Regions from separate parts of the Homo sapiens genome. Here region 2 is linked to region 1. The links are chromatin loops, found by intact Hi-C in ENCODE. Cell type or tissue: HCT116. All regions are shown on one strand. Each heading gives the region's core, and the rest is flanking DNA. Links, peaks and the distances in the headings are about the cores only.

Evidence for each region. Hi-C counts contacts between places; a loop is a spot of excess contacts. Peaks named below come from ENCODE experiments on the same cell type or tissue, not always from the same donor. Only the 100,000 strongest peaks of a DNase experiment are listed, where the experiment ranks them.
Region 2: it touches region 1 in a loop (6-fold over the local background); 3 of 110 quality-filtered maps call a loop at or near these places.

What each region holds. Positions count from the first base shown.
Region 1 is chr5:93,348,023-93,356,361 of GRCh38, forward strand. No RefSeq gene overlaps it. Among named protein-coding and RNA genes, the nearest start is that of NR2F1-AS1, 230 kb to the right of the region's middle. In HCT116, for the core only: no CTCF peak of the experiment used is centred there; no DNase peak of the experiment used is centred there.
Region 2 is chr5:93,298,773-93,307,111 of GRCh38, forward strand. No RefSeq gene overlaps it. Among named protein-coding and RNA genes, the nearest start is that of NR2F1-AS1, 280 kb to the right of the region's middle. RefSeq lists enhancers at 224-1,998, 815-1,522. In HCT116, for the core only: no CTCF peak of the experiment used is centred there; no DNase peak of the experiment used is centred there; H3K27ac peaks cover 2,781 bases.

The DNA.
Region 1 (8,339 bases), core at 85-8,084:
GGACGTGGCCAAGGTCACGCGGTCAGGTAGAAGCAGAGCGAGCACCAGACTCCTTTCTCCTGAGGACTCCTAGTCCGGTGCTCACTCCACTCAACCAGGCTTGCATCAAGATGCACCAGAGACAATGCCCCGGCGCTGACTTTTAGCACATAAGTCTTAGGTCAAAATCCTGAAAAACTTCTCAGAGATGGAAATCTTTTGGCCCCAGAACCTCTAAGAGTTCTGTGCAAGTATCCTTCACTCTGCAACTCCAACAGGACTCAGCCACAGACTCCTGAATTAGTGCCAAGCCCGCATGGCCAGAATACCTGTGGGAGCCAGCCCTGCCCTGGTGACAACAGCCGACTTCTTGCTCCTTCAGGCCGACCAGCTCTCTTGGAATTTCAGGAACCACCAACCCCAGGAGCGCGTGAACAGGCTGCTGGCACGGCGCACCGTCCGCTGCTCCGAGGTTCATGTCCCACGCTGAGTTGTGTTCACTCAAGTGCTGCCAAAGTTCTTCAAAGTATTTGCATGAAACTCTTCGTAAAACAAACCTGAAAATCCATTACCAGCAGTCACCAAATGCTGGCGCCTTGACGAATGGCCAAACTGCCAGCATCCGGGAAATGCCCTGTGCTGACAAGTGACTTGCAAAGGAGCCATTTATTTAGATGAGGCATGCACCCACCACGGCAGAGACACGTAGGGAAGTGCGAGGATCGATGAGGCTGCTAATTAAAGCAGAGGATCAATCCCCTGTGTTTAGAATGCGTTTGGAAATCCAGCGCTGTCGGCTCACTCAAGCTCTCTGAATCCATTATTGTAAAAAGGGTTCAAGGCTGCTGTAGACATCAGCTGACTAGGCCCCCTGCACCCCTGCTGGGAGCTGCACAGGGGACAGGCATTTGCTGAGGCATTGGCCAGAAAGGTTCTCGTGGCCCCACAGCTCATCCGCCCTGGCACTGAGGCGGTGACACCGCCCACCCTGAAACCCAAGAGGGGAACAGTTCGCCAAGTATCAGAATGCATTTATAAAAAATGAACTCTCCTGACAAAAATGCAGATGGAGATTTTAAAGCCATCACCTGAACAGATTAGGATGAAAAGTCACCTTAATAACAAAAATCTTTGGCAATTTGGGCTAAAATTCTGCAGAAACTCTGAAGGGGATTTTTTTAAAGATTTTTAATCATTTTTAATGAAAGCCACATCCCCCGCCCCTCACATTCACCTCTCCAGAAGACAGCCAAAGTAATGCCCTTAGCACATTTTAATATCATTTCGTATTTCTCCTTTCATTTACACTTTTAGTTTCAATGTTTTTATTGAAACAAAGAGTAGTCAGAAAACCTTTTGTTTCCAGGTTAATTCACAAACAAACTTTTGAACAACAGGGTTACAAATATAAAATATGCAGTATAGGTTTATATAAAATATATTTATATTAGTTGTTTAAATTGTGTGTATATATATATAAAACTATATATATAGGAATATATATATGTATTCCAATGTCTTTATAATATGAAGACACATATGTTTTCTATCACCTCTGAAGAAAAGTTAGGAAAGTCCAGAGGAATGAGATATATTCCCACCCTTTAATCTTCATATTAGTAGATGGGTTTGGGTAGTTAAGAGTTTGTAGAACATAAACCTACGCTCCCCACCTGCTCCTGCAGGCGAAAGTGTACTTAGCTCTCAGGCACAGTCTTCCCTTTATGGTAAAAAGGGTGTTTTATACCGTGTTGATGACTAATATTTCAAGTACATTTTGCAGACTCATTTTCCCAGCATTCTGTTGTTTCAGCTGTACCATTCATGCCACAATATTTTTATAGGCTCTGAGGCTGAAAAACATTCTCATCCAGGCAGGATGTATGAACCTCTTAGCTTTCTGATCTAAAAGCAGCATTTCAGGTTATCCTCCTGCAAAAGAAAACCACAGTCCTTATGCTGGCAGGTGAATGGGAGAGTGGAGATTTGAACAAGGATATGAAATATAGGTAATACTTCCATAGCACCTTATGGTGCAGCATATGTGCAACAGCTGCCTTTCTGCTCTGCTGAGATTCAATCAGTTTTTCCTACCTGGGGGTGGGGCACGGGGAGGCTTCCAGGAGAATCACAGGTAATACACAAGGAGCCCACATCCCTGTAAGGTGGCCATATTGCACATTAAGCATGGTGGACAAAAAGAGCAGGAGGTCTGGAATTAGCGACTTGAACTTGAACCCCAGTTCTGCTACCTACTACCGGTGCAGCCTAAGGCAGGTTACTTACATTCAAGTAGCTATAGCTTTCCAAAGTTACAGAATGGAGATAATGGCAGTTTTGAATCCTGGCTTTACCTGTTACATAATCTTGGACAAGTTTCTTAGCCTCTCCATATTTCAATATCCTATCCTGTAACATAGAAGTCTTCACAGTTCTTATCTTATAGGTGAGGAAAATGGTTAAGAAAGGTAAAGCTCTTAGTGCCGGCATGTTAAAACGGTGTTTCCAATGGTTTAGAAAATTGAAGCTGGAGAATATCCTCTAGGACAAGACGAAGAGAGATTAGAAAGAACAGAATTGGGACAAAGAGGGGAAACACTGAGCAAACACTGACGCCCTAAACCTTGAAAATGTTTGGACATAACTGGCTTCTGCAGAGTCCGAGCCTGTCACCCTGAATGAGATCTGCCAGTTAGAACAACTGGGTTCCCAGTACTTGACAACTGCTTCAGTTACAGTGTTTCTGCAATTGCTTCACTCACAGCTCTTTGAGAAACCCAGATGAATCTGTAGACATTGATCTAGAGAAACGGAGGAGAGAGAACTGGCTGAGATTGAGTGCTTACAAAAAAAAAATAATTTTAAAATTAATCATAGCATCAGAAAGAATATCCTAATTTTTATTAGCTGCCAGAAAGTTCACTAATAAGAACAATCCAGGAACTAATCAGGGGATATAAAGGCTATATTAGTATGTGACCATAAGAGCTATTAAGGCTCAGAGTCTAAGACCTCCTCTTAAATGGCTAAAATCCTCTATTTCGCTAAATTTTGAAGGGAGAACCAGGGAAAACCCAGAGAAACACAAGGCACCCCCATCTTGTTGATGCTCTCTGATCTCATCTGTGAGAAGGGAATATAGCACCGATAGCTAACTCTGCTAAAGAGACGAGCTCTCTGGGCAGTGGCCAAAGATTCCAATCTAAAAGGGACACAAAATCTCCCCGATATTTGCCAATCTCTGAAAATAAAATGGGAGGAGAAACATAGACACATAACTCCTTTCATAAACAGTGTCACATTTAGTTGAAATACATTTGATAAACCTACGGCAGAGAATAATTGATATCTGACATCCATTCTCCTTCCTTCCATGTGACCAGGCTGGGAAGGCTACACTTTCTCAATGTAGTCATCTGACTAGGTTTTAGCCAATGGGATGTGAGCGGACGTGACACCTGCAGCTTCCAAATCATGCCCATAAAAAGAAGGGGAGTGGGCCGGGCGCGGTGGCTCACGCTTGTAATCCCAGCACTTTGGGAGGCCGAGGCGGGTGGATCACGAGGTCAGGAGATGGAGACCATCCTGGCTAACACGGTGAAACCCCGTCTCTACTAAAAAAATACAAAAAAATTAGCCGGGCGTGATGGCGGGCGCCTGTAGTCCCAGCTACTCGGGAGGCTGAGGCAGGAGAATGGCGTGAACCCGGGAGGCGGAGCTTGCAGTGAGCCGAGATTGCGCCACTGCACTCCCGCCTGGGCCACAGAGCAAGACTCCGTCTCAAAAAAAAAAAAAAAAAGAAGGGGAGTGGCATCTCCTTCCCGCTTTCCCTTTTCTCCTTCCCACTCGATGGAATGTGGCCATGGTAGGAAGCCATTGTGGACCATGAGGGAAAACCCGACATTAGGAATGGTATAGCAACAAGCTACAGCCGTCTGAATCCCTAATACCATAGAGACACCATACCAGTCCTGGAATGCTTACGAACTGGACTGTGAAAAATACACTTCCATCTTGCTATTGGGATCTCTGTGGCACTACCTTCACCTATGTTCTAACACAGTTATTTTTGGGGTACAGAAGTGGAGTGAGATTGTAAGAGGTATCTTTAAGTTATAGTAACTGGGCATAAACTATCTTCTAAATAGGGAAGGTCTAGGTAATACAAGATTTTGCTTTGCTCTTTTCAGCCAGGGCTGAATTGCAAAAACAATAAACGGATGGCTAAGCCTGTGCAACATCTTCCTTCTCAGCTCTTCCCACAGGCAGCGCCCAGCCTATTCTTTGTATAAATGTAACTAGATATTTGGAGATATGGACTTGAAGGTAGAGGCCCTGAGTACACATCTCAGTCTTGTCTTGCCTTCCAGGCAAAGTTGTTTTGAGATGTGAGATGTTTGTGAAGGCATTTAGGAGAGGGCTTGGCAAGTATTTAAGGTTCAGTAAATGCTAGCTTCCTTTCTTCTTAACAGTTTCCTCCTTCTGTGAAATTTGCAATAGAGGACCTTAGTCAGTATTCAAAATTGCTTTGGAAATTCCCTGTCTATAAATGCCTATCTTATAAAAGATAGAAACACAGCTCAAATCACCTGTGAATTACTGGGAGGCCAAGTAAAAATATTTTTCCCAATTAACAAAGTATACATGAGGCTTCCTGAAATTTTTGTTTGGAGACTAATGGGTAGAAAATTAATCCCATGCTAGGAAAGAAAAGTGCTCACTGGAGACTCTTAATTTAGTTATCTTACATTATTCTCAAAAAGTTTCTCCCTATAGGCTGGGCACGGTGGCTCACGCCTGTAATCCCAGCACTTTGGGAGGCAGAGGCGGGCGGATCACGAGGAGAGGAGATAGAGACTATCCTGGCTAACACAGTGAAAGCCCGTCTCTACTAAAAATACAAAAAATTAGCCGGGCGTGGTGGCGGACGCCTATAGTCCCAGCTACTCCGGAGGCTGAGGCAGGAGAATGGCGTGAACCTGGGAGGCGGAGCTTGCAGTGAGCTGAGGTTGAGCCACTGCACTCCAGCCTGGGGGACACAGCGAGACTCCGTCTCAGAAAAAAAAAAAAAAAGTTTCTTCCTGTAATGTAAGAAAGGAATAGTCTAGGTCAGTGAGCCCTAAAATCCAACCTGAAATGAAAGGAAAGAAAATATAACATAGAAAACTGCCTTTCATTCATTTTGAAAACCATCTTGCTGTAACTTCATTGATTCATCCATCGGTCTTCTCATGAGGACTCCCTTGATTCACCCAACAAACATTCGTGATCACTTCCTGGGACCCAGGCCCTTGTACCAAGCTCTGAGGATACCAAGACAAAGCCCTTGCCCTTGAAGAGTTTCAATCTCTTGGGCAGCAGGGCAGGGGGTGGAGTGGGGAGTCAGACCAGAAATAGGAACTGAGTGCAGCAGAGGTATGATGAGGGGCAGCCAATTCCTCCTCCCCAGGGAAGGGGACAACATTCCTGCTGCATCTGGAAGACTTGGAAGGACTTCGTGAAGGGCAAGAGGCATTCCTGACAGTGATCGATTACAGATCACTTACAGCATGGACATTGAAGAGGACTGGGGACAGAAAAATAGATTAGAAAACTATTAAAATCAAGGCAAGAATAAGGGCCTAGGTTAAAGAGGCGGTCATGTGGATGCTAAAGACAGAACTTAATGACAAATTAGATGTGAGAAGAAGGGGAATTGAGTGATAGCATGATGAGGAGGTTGTGTCCAAGGAATATGATATTAAGGATAGAGAAGATTTAAAGAAGTTTGTAGGCTGAGCACGAGGAACCAGGGCAGAGTGAGCGATTGATGATGCAAGAAGAAACTAGCTGATATAAAAAGATCTGGAGCGGGTAAGAATGGATGGTTGGGGGCTCTCACTTGACATCCATCTTTATCCTTTAGCAGGCACCAGCCTTGTGTTCCAAAATTTTTCTTTGGGCTGACTTTCACTCATAACAATAATAACAAAAACTAACCTAGATGAAAATCTAAAATGTTGAACACACCAGGTTGAAAAGTACTACCCCAGGAAATCTAGAAACTTTTGCCACCTTCTAACTGTGAGGTTATGACCCTGACTTTTCAAGCCAACACTATTTCCTACATCTGTCTAAGCTTATCTCTTCTTAGCATCATATATCACCTTAGAATTGAGCCTCACCCTCCACTCTTCCTTCTAGTATGGTAGGTAAAACACAGACTCTGAATTTGAACCCAAGTTTCATCACTTACTACTGGTGTGATTATGGGCAAATCATGTAATCCCATGGTGCCTCAGTTTCCTCATCTGTAGAACAGAGGCTCTTTCATGCTTTGAAGCTGGATTCCATTTTTAAAGCAATTCAGTTACAATTATGAAACACCTTTATTTCCTAAACCCCTGCAGGAGGAACAACTGTTTTGTGATTCAAAAATTCCGTTTCTTCTATTGAAACAACTTGGGTTTTCTTTAAGAATAGAACAAAATATTTATTTTTCATTGAGAAGTATTTTTTCAAAGACTAAAAGCAAATCTAATTCCATTGACTTGGTAGAAAAGTTATCCGTTGAAATCTTATTAAAATAATAATAATACAAAACCTACTTCCTGAAAATTTTATTCAACTCTCTTCTAGGGAAAGTCTTCTCTGAGTTCTGGATCTTATGATTGGCCTTATCAAGGTAATAGAACTTCTTCAGACCCTGAACTTATTGTATTTTTTTTTTTTTTTTTTTTTGAGACAGAGTCTCACTCTGTCACCCAAGCTGGAATGCAATGGCATGGTCTCGGCTCACTGCAACCTCCGCCTCCCGAGTTCAAGCAATTCTCCTGCCTCAGCCGCCTCAGTAGCTGGGACTACAGGCGTGTGCCACCACAACCAGCTAATTTTTGTATTTTTAGTACAGATGGGGTTTCACTGTGTTGGCCAGGCTGGTCTCGAACTCCTGACCTCATGATCCGCCTGCCTCGGCCTCCCATTTATTGTATTTTCAAATCTAAAGTGTCCTAATAAACTTTATGAAAAAACTAAAAATAAGATCTTACTCTCAACAGGGAAAATACTTGTGAATTGTCAATGTTTCCCATAAGCTGAAATAATTATTATTCAAATTGCAAGAAGAAATACATGAGATTAGCTGAAATAATTATTAAGTTCTAACACATATTTATCCTGTAACTTAGGATCAGACTTTCATGAACACACGAGTAGATTGGGCTAAAATAGAGGACAAAATATCTGATGTAAACTATTTTTAAAAGACAGGCACCTGACAGAGATTGTAATATTATTTGCATAAGAATAAAATGTAATTTTATAATTTTTGTTTTATGTGTAATTAAATATTATAATTAAATAGACCAAAAACATTTGATAGCACATATATATTTTAAGAAAAGCTATTTCCCCAAAGATATTCCACAGATATGTTTATTTTGCTAGAGAGAATGTGTATGTATATACACACACACACACACACACACACACACATATATATTCCTTTATATCAATAGTCAGATCTCTCCTGAGAAATAAGCTAATCGAGCTGAAACAGTTGTTTTTATATTGTAAATTTTCAAAAAAGCAAAAAGTAGTGAGGAGCCTCTTCTAGAAACAATATGACTCACACCCTATCTTTCTGAAAAAAGGCTGCAAGGTTGTTATGCTGAATAGGGGTCCCAAAGATATCCATGTACTAATCTTTGGAATCTTTGAATGTTACCTTATACGGCAAAAAGGGACTTGGCAGATATCATTAAGTTAAGGATCTTGAGATGGGGAGATGATTCTGGATCATCCCAATGAGCACAAAATGTAACCACAAGTATCTGTCTAAGAAGGGAAGGAAGAGGGAGACTTGACCACAGAAGAGAAGAGGACCATGTCACAGAAGCAGACAGAAGCAGAGGGCAGCACAGTCAAGAAAGAAGATATTATGCGGCTGGCTTTGAGGGCACGCAATGGGGCCATGAGCCAAAGAATACAAAAAATGCATCTCCAGACGCTGAAAAAGCCGAGGAAATGAAAACGGGTTTCCCCCTAGAGCATTCCCGGGAAGCATGGCTCTGCTAACACCTTAGCTTTAGCCCAGTGAAACTGATTCGGACTCCTGACCTCCAGAACTGTAAAAGAATATGTCTGTGTTGTTGCTAGTCACCAAATTTGTGTTAATTTGTGACAGTGGCAACAGGAAACTAATACAATTGTTTTTCTTCGTTCTGGTACCAGGAAGGTAAGTTATCATGCCCTCTACCTGGGAGGGGAAGAGGCAGAAATCCAGCTACTGCTCCTCTTTTATTTCTGAACCACAGAAAAGGGTCTGCTGAGAGGATTTGCCAGTGGTTTACCCCCAACCCAGGGCATCTCTAATTCTGAGA
Region 2 (8,339 bases), core at 293-8,292, 49 kb before region 1:
AAGTGCTGGGATTACAGGCGTGAGCCACCGCGTCCGACCTGCATTGTTTTTTTTAAGTGTCCTGCAAGCTCTGACTACCTGAAGCATCCTATTGGTTTTAACCATCTCCTACAACACAACTTGTGATCTGGATTCTTTACTAGTGGAAACTAAAAGAAATAGAGAAGAATTTTGGTAGTTGATGTTGAGGTTTCCTCTGTTTTTGTGACATTTGTACTCCTTCAAGGTGACCACATTTCTTCCTAATATTCTGAATAATAGTTCTATAAACCTGATATCTATGCCCAGATCTAGTTTCATAACACTGGAATTCAAACTTAGAGCTGAAATTTCCATGAAGTTAATTCTATCAGCATTCAGCCTCCCTTAGCTGTTTCAGGAATTCATCTTCGAGAAACTGTGCTTTTTTGTGTGTATTTGTCTTATTAAATCCGTGAAACTAAAAATGCTTGAACAAAGTAAAACATTAACACCAACTTTCACAGTAAATTATTTTGTGTGAATGAAAGCTTTTTAAGAGTGTAAGTCTTGGCATAATTACCCAAAAGTAGTTTAGTAAATGCCATGAAACATTACATCTGCATATCAAAAATGCATTCTGTATGCTACAGGAAAATTGTAGTACGGAGGCAATTTTCTAATATTTACATATTTATAGCAAGTGCCTGTCACAGGAAAGTTAAGCTCACCTGTAAAACTTTCATGTTACGTAACATGAAGAACGTCTCATGCTTGGGTGTTCTAATAACCATGATATTATTTTAACAATTACACTATTTAATACCTTGGATTAGTTCCTCTGATAGTGCTATTAGCTGTCACTATACTCAATAATAGGTGACTTCATCTTTGTTATGACATGATCTTTCCTACTGTTTGTTGACCTTTCAATACAAGGGGGAGGGGACGCTCCCAGCCCCCCAAACCTTTAAGCAGCTACTGTAAAGCTGCGGTTTAATTCTCAGCTGGAATGTTTAGAAACCCTTGGTGCTAAATACCTCAGTGGACTGCTTAAACACCAACAACAGCCTTATGGGGCCTTACCCGACCTTAAACACATCTTTTTTTGTTGAGAATATTGCATTCTGCCACAATTCTGTGGGCTAACCCTGGGCTCACATTAAATATACCAGCTTCATTGAAGCTTACTGAATTGAGTTGAGTTGTTCTTTGTTTTATTCTCTCTCTGCTTCACCCCCCACTGGGACTGGGCAGCCTTTCTTCCAGTGGAGCGTGCTTTAAAGTAACCCAAAGAAGAGGAGGGGGAACGGGGGAGAAAAACCAAAAGGTGCAGCTAAGGCCCGTAATTAGTCTTGATCCTCCAAGTCTAAAATATTTTAACGCCAGGTTTCTGATTGCAGTATGGGCAAAGTGGATTTGGGAATGCAGAAAAGTAATTAGGTCTGTGCATTGAAGTGTGGAGAGCATTTAAAAGTGAATGGGTGGTTACTACATTCTTGGCAGGCTGTTTTTTATCTTTTCATGCTCTGCTGTTGTTAGAGGTGATGGGTTTATTGCAGTTTTTGCACTCTGGAGGTGGCTATGTTTTTCTTAACCTAGCCTTTTGCTCTCCATCTCAAAAATGAATCCTCGTGGTGTAAGGAAGAACAAGCGAAATTTTTAAAAAATAAAAACAAGGCACATTGACCGAATATTATGCGGTGAAGCAGAATAAGTTGGGAATAAACCTCAATGCCGCAACAGGTCACTTATAAAGATTCTGGGTTTAATTAATGACTCACTGAGCACAGGACTAACGGGAGACAATGGTCACCCCAAGGAGAAGGAAAACAAAACATGGTATTCTCTAACCATGTTCACAGAGCCATCCAAACTATCTGGGGGGAAAGCTGACATCATTATGTCACTTCTGGGTCCTGGTATAGAAGATACAAACTATAAATGTCCGAGTTGTCAAAAATGCATGCTTTTGATTGCTTCAGTCTATAGAATTGCTGCAATTTGCTAAGATCACGTCTCTTCAGCCCAGACATTCATGTCTGCCAGTCAAGTCATCATCAGTCCTGGCTTGAAAGTCAGAGAAAATATATGTGCAAAAAATAATAATAATAATAATAATCTGGAGAGAAAAAAAAAGCTGAGGTAAGAATGGGTAAAATTTAAATAGGCTTCTTTTAATGTTCACAAAAGTGTTTCAGCTTAAAATAAATGATACAAAAAAAAGTGTGTTTCTTTAGCAATACAGACCTATACAAGAAAAAATTGCATGAGGTAACTTGATCTTTCTAAAAACATTTAGTGAGATCTACAGAATTTTTAAAGGTAGAATCAGATCTTACTAATGGAAAATCAAATGAAGGAAACAAAATGTGGAGTTTTGGGAGGTTTTGTGCTGGTAGTTATTGTTTGGGAGTTGGGGGTTTTCTGTTTGTTTAGTTTGGTTTTTAGTTTGGAAATGTGCCTTGAGAAGGCCACTTCAAAGATGACTGAACTGAAACATTTATGTCCTGACAACTACTTCAGCACACTTCAAATGTATACAAATAAGTTACCTACTTTTTAACACTTGTTAAGGGTTGTATTCAGTATCTTAATTAAATACTAGTCTACCATTATCTAGTCTGCTATATGAGAAATATATTTCCTTAGCCACATATGGCTCTTAGCTTATTGAGTTTGTCTGCATTTCTAGTCAATGAGAATGAGCACTTTACTGTTTGACATATTATCACCTTAGCCCTGGCTAGACTCAAAGCCATTTCTTCATCTCAAGTTTTCCTGTTAAAAGATTAATACAGCATTAATATTGCTGACAACCTTATGTTTCAGGTCTTCCAGAAGATACAGATAAAATATATGATCTGATGCTGTTATAAGTAAGATTTACATCTTCATCATAGCTTGTCTATAACCTGGAAAACTTGGAAACAACATAAATATCTAGCAATGAGGAACTGGTTAAACAAATGATGACACGATTATGCAATGAAGTGCTATGCAGTCATCAGGAATGATACTGGGGAAGACTAATAACGAGAGAAGATATTCAAAATATATTAAATGTAAGTTTATAAAGCAGGTTATAAGGCAATATGCATAGTATAATCCTATGTGTATATAAAATAGGTAATAAATTATATAATTTATTTAAATATATAATTATTGTCAAAAAGAAAAAAGTCAGCTCCCCCACCTTTTTGTTAACAGAGCCTGATGCAAAGTGAGGCATATTTTTTAAAAAAGAGAAAAATATGCCAAAATGTTAATAAAGGTTACCCCTGAGTTGTGAAATTCAGGGTGATTGTATTTTATTGTCTCTACTTATATTTCCTAAAGTTTATTGAATTAGCTTATAATAGGACAAGATCATTTTATAATCTAAAAAATGATTAATAAAAGTCAATTAAAAAGAAATAACTTATCAAACTATGATATTTAATTATCCCTGCATATTTTTAAAAATACCCTTTATGATGTATCCTCCTGAGTTCAAGAGGCAAAACAAAAACAAACAACAAAAAACAGGTTTCTCTCCTCACCTAGATCCTATATTTGTTGTTGTACCTGAATATAAGCTTCATTACCCACAGTATTTCTCAAAGATCCCTCTCTGGTTGCCTAAAAGGTAGAAAAGGATTCCACAGTTGAACTGTATTTTACATTTGGAAAGACCCAGCAAGAAAACGACCCCTCTGCTTTTCTGTCTGGAGGCATAGCCAGCTCATGGGCTTCACTTCGCTCTGACTAGATTCTACCCAGAATGCTCAATTCCAGTCCTGCGCCAAGTACAAGGTGCCCGTGCTCCCTGACCCTCCCTGAACCTAGAAAGCCAGGTCCACATTAGGACTCAGCCCCTTATGTTGAGGCCACCTTCCTTCTTGGATGCCTGATGTATTCCTCATTATGCAAATGGAAAATAAGCACCAGCATATCCAGGTCAGACACATAATGTGTATAAATAATTGCTGGGGGAAATACGTAGCTCAGTGAACTCATCTAAAGCCAAAAGCTTAAGAAATTTGTGTCCAGCACAGACACCCACTTGCTGGGAGCCCATGGGCAAGTCACTTAAACTCTCTGTGTTTCATCTTAAAATAGAGACGATAAGAATGTTGGCCTAGACCCCAGGGAATAGCAAAAGATTGTGAAGCACTTCAAAAATTCTGTATCAAAGTAATAGGTGCTATTTAGGGAAAAGGTCATGAAATCATCAAAAACATCCTGAAACCTCAGGGAAAAAAAACCCACTGTGATTTCACAAACTGTGATCTAAAAGGCATAACTAAATTCGCAGAAGCCCAAATTTACAGACATACCTAAAGCACTTGCCACAGTTCATTTCAGACGACTTTTTCTGCAGAAGTCTCATTATTCTCCTTAAGCAAAACATACCCATCAGATGTTTGTGAGAATTCTCTGGCTTCACGTGGTTTAGACAAAAATCCTGCCTTAAGATGAGTTGCTGAGAAAGTTCTCGAAAGCATCGCTTATTGCAAACCAAATTGTATTCAGCAGGTAGAAATTAGCACGTGGGCTAGATACAGCCTAGGATCACAAAAACACACATGGAAGCCACAAGACTGCTGCTCTATAATTATGTGGCTTTTCTGCAATAGTCACTGTAAGCTTCTGTGGCTTCCATTAGGGACATAATGAAGAGTAATTGACGGCGGGGATGTTTCTGGTCTCAATCCCATCCCCTTCTCCACCCTCCACCCTCTGAGTATTCCTTCCTTCGGGGCACAACATCCTCTTACAATCTTTGATCTGAGACAAGGCAGTGCCCCAGTTGCAGTTTGTTGTGGTATTTTCCAGACAGTTTACCACATTTTTTTATGTGGTCAAAGAAATAGAGCTGGTAATTGACTGGCTATCTCCCATGGTCTAGGTCACAGCCTTCAGCCACCGTCTTGTGATCCAGTCTGTGCCCACATACAGGAGATAAGTAGAGAAAATTCCAAAGACGCCAAAGCAGGAAATGGAGCTGTCTTATGCTTCCTGAAATTTCTAACCTTAAAACAACTCAAAACAAAATAAAAGAATGTCCCCTTCCTATATTTCTGATACTCTGTTGTATCATTTAAAACTCATGTCCATCTGGTATAACGTTTCAAAAACTGGGCTTTGGAATTAGACAAAACCCATCTTCACTTCTTACCTAAGTGGCCTAGAAGTAATTTAACATTTCCTTACCTCAGTCTCCTCATCCATAAAATGGGGATAATAATGCTACTACCTAGTGTTGTACAGGGTTTAGAATAATACATACAAGTACTTAGCAGATTGCCCAGCATATAATAATTGTTTGACTAATGGTAACTATTGTTCTAATTATTGTTATATCAGTTGCTGTTTTCCCTATTTGGTAACAGAGAATACGGACACTCAGGAAGATTAAGTGGTTGGAAAGCCAGGATTCAAATCCAAAAACTGCCTCCAAAATCTATGTTGTTTGCACTCCCCGTTATTTTCTCCATGTTTGGGAAATAGATCAGAAGGACAAGCTCAAAATTCTACTTAGGTACTCTAACCATGCACATGAAATGTTCTTAAAACATGAGTCCAGACAAATATAAATACACTCTTTTATCCTAAGCAGCATTATTATGGCATCTCTTGTGGTGAGTACTATGCTTGTTTCAAACCCACAGTAACCATGCTTGCTAGGGTACTCACAAATGAATTTCTCAGCACCAAGGGCAAAAGAGAGAGCAAAAGTGATCATTTCTTTTGCCCTTTTTTCTTTCTTTCTTTGAGTGGAAAATCCATGACCTCTGTGACCCTCAACCCAAAACCATCGCCCAAGGCTTGGTATAGTTAGGGGTTGAGGGGTATGGGAAGGGCTGATAATGTTAGAGAAAGACAAACTCCGAGCAGAAACAAAGGCCAGTAAACAGAGTGAAAGAAGCTTAGTAAGGGGGAAAGAAGGGGGGCCTAGAAGCAGAGAACAAGGCACAGAAACAGGACTTGGAGAAAGATTGAATAAATTGTTTGCTTGTGCTGTTTAGCAAAATCAGCTAAACTTGGCTTTCAAAAAGTTTCACACAAAATCATTTTCACTGATTATTTTTTGGCACAAGAAATTTTGTAAAATTTGGAAATTCACAAAGTGACACAATTTGCTAAAAATGCCATTCAACACAATTTGATGTAAACTACAGAAATGTTATTATAATTCATTAGGAAAACTTTAAAATGTGATAGTGTCCTGAAAACTTGGATCGGTGCCACAAGAATCACTGGCAGCTAAAAACTAGCATAAGAACTGAAATGCTCAGTCTATCTATTCACAGGCAAATGTCATGTGTCTTTTATGTGGTTAGCTTCACTTTAATACCCTGGTGATATTTTGAAGCCATTTTTAGTCTTTCATTTTGTTTTTTTCCCATGAGTCAAATCCTATAGCCCTTACACATGATCCTGTATAAAATCCACATGATCTATTTACCAACAAGGAGGCCATACTGACTGCCTCAACTGAGTCCTGAAGATCTGAATATAGATTCTACTGCCTCATGGTTAAAACTGGCTTATTCCTTGGTTTCTGTCTTCTTAATAAAGATAAAAGGGGCTAGTTTCCTAACAGAGTCCAGTGCTCCTAATATAATTCTGGGAGGTACGTATTATGAAATGGAAAAAAAAAATCCTGAATGAACATCAGACAAGCTAGAAGGCTATTGCCTCTTTGAGGGAAAGGGTTTTGTCTTGACCATCTAAGCAAAGACCGTAGCAGATAGTAGATGCTCAGTAATTTACAGGAAAGAAGGAAGGAAGGAGAAAAAGAGGGAGGAAGGAAGAATGGAAAGGAGGAATAGAGAAAGATTCGGTTCAAGTACTAATACGCAGCAGAGTGAACTTGGGCAAGTTGCTAACTTTCCTAAACCTGTTTCCTTGAGAATATAACACCTACCAGCAGTATTATTTATGTCAGGGCTTTAGAGTTGATCAGACATTTACACATACACTGTCTTCATCATCATATCATTTGTTGTTTTTATTTGTATTTCTAGCATTATTTTATATGTCCTATATAATAATGAAAAACAATTTACATTTCCTCAAGATAAATTGCCCGTGCTTTATAACTGCATGTCCTCAGTCTTTCCACTCTCAACCTCCAGGTCTCCTGCCAAGTGGGCTCTTTGAAGTCCTATTTTCTAGAATCCCTTCTTCCTGACCTAGTGAAAATGTATCAATTTAATGTACCCATTCTTCAGTCACCTGCTTTATGCTTGATAATCTGATAAATTCATTCCAAGGTGACTGAAATTGAGTATTAATTCTTGGCATTCATTCCCACCCTCTGAATTACAGGCACTGGAAAGAATAAAACTACATTTCCCAGGCTCCCTTGCAGCTGTTCTGTGAGTATTCTGGATGCAGCCAAAGAGATGCACTTGTGACAAATCTGAAACACAAGGGAAGCTATCTTCAAGTGGCAGCCGCACTTGCCAAACAAGCTCTGACAGTCACCTGTGCTGGCAGCTCTGGACTCCACATCCTCCTCACTGCTCACCAGTGTCCTCAGGGAGAGGCCGCCAGGAAGTAGAAGCCGTGGGGGTAGTGGCCAGCACTTTTCTAACCACTCAATTGCTGCAGCAAAGGAACAACAAGAAACCGGAAATCAGATGTCAGCAACCTGACTTCCATTCCTCCGATCTCTCCCCATGGTTTTGTAAATTCATAATCCCCTGTATTAAACTCTTTCTGCTTGAAGCTCCCAGAGCAATTTCTCTTTTCTGCACTGAACTTTGATTGATAGAGTGACTTAGTGATCACTATAGGTTACAGTCACTCATCCCATCCCTTCTTCCTTATCACTGCCTTCATAATTATACAATTCTCTTGTGTTATCCTCCAAGGACTGAGTCCAGGACCCTGCGGATACCAAGATCTGCAGATGCTCAAGTCCCTTACATAAAATGGCATAGTATTTGCATACAACCTGTGCCCATCCTCCCATATACTTTAATAATTTCTAGTTACTTATAATACCTAATACAATGTCAATGTTATATAAATAGTTGTTACACTGTACTGTTTAGGCAATGACCATAAGACAAAAAAAAACACCTGTACATGTTCAGTACAGGTGCAACCATCCTTTTTTGTTTTCCAAATGTTTTTGATCCTCAGTCATTTGAATCTACAGATTCAGAATGCAAAGATATGGAGAGCTGACTATATACACGTTTCATCTGCTTTATTTTAATTATTTACTCACATGTTAATTTTTATGTTTTCTACCCTATTGTATTTCTTTACACATCTAACTTCTCCATCCTTGTCACCAAACTATAAACTTTTAGAGTAAACCTACTATGTCTCAGTCATTTTCCCATCCCTAGTGCCAGTGTCAATGTATAGTGCTTAGAAGG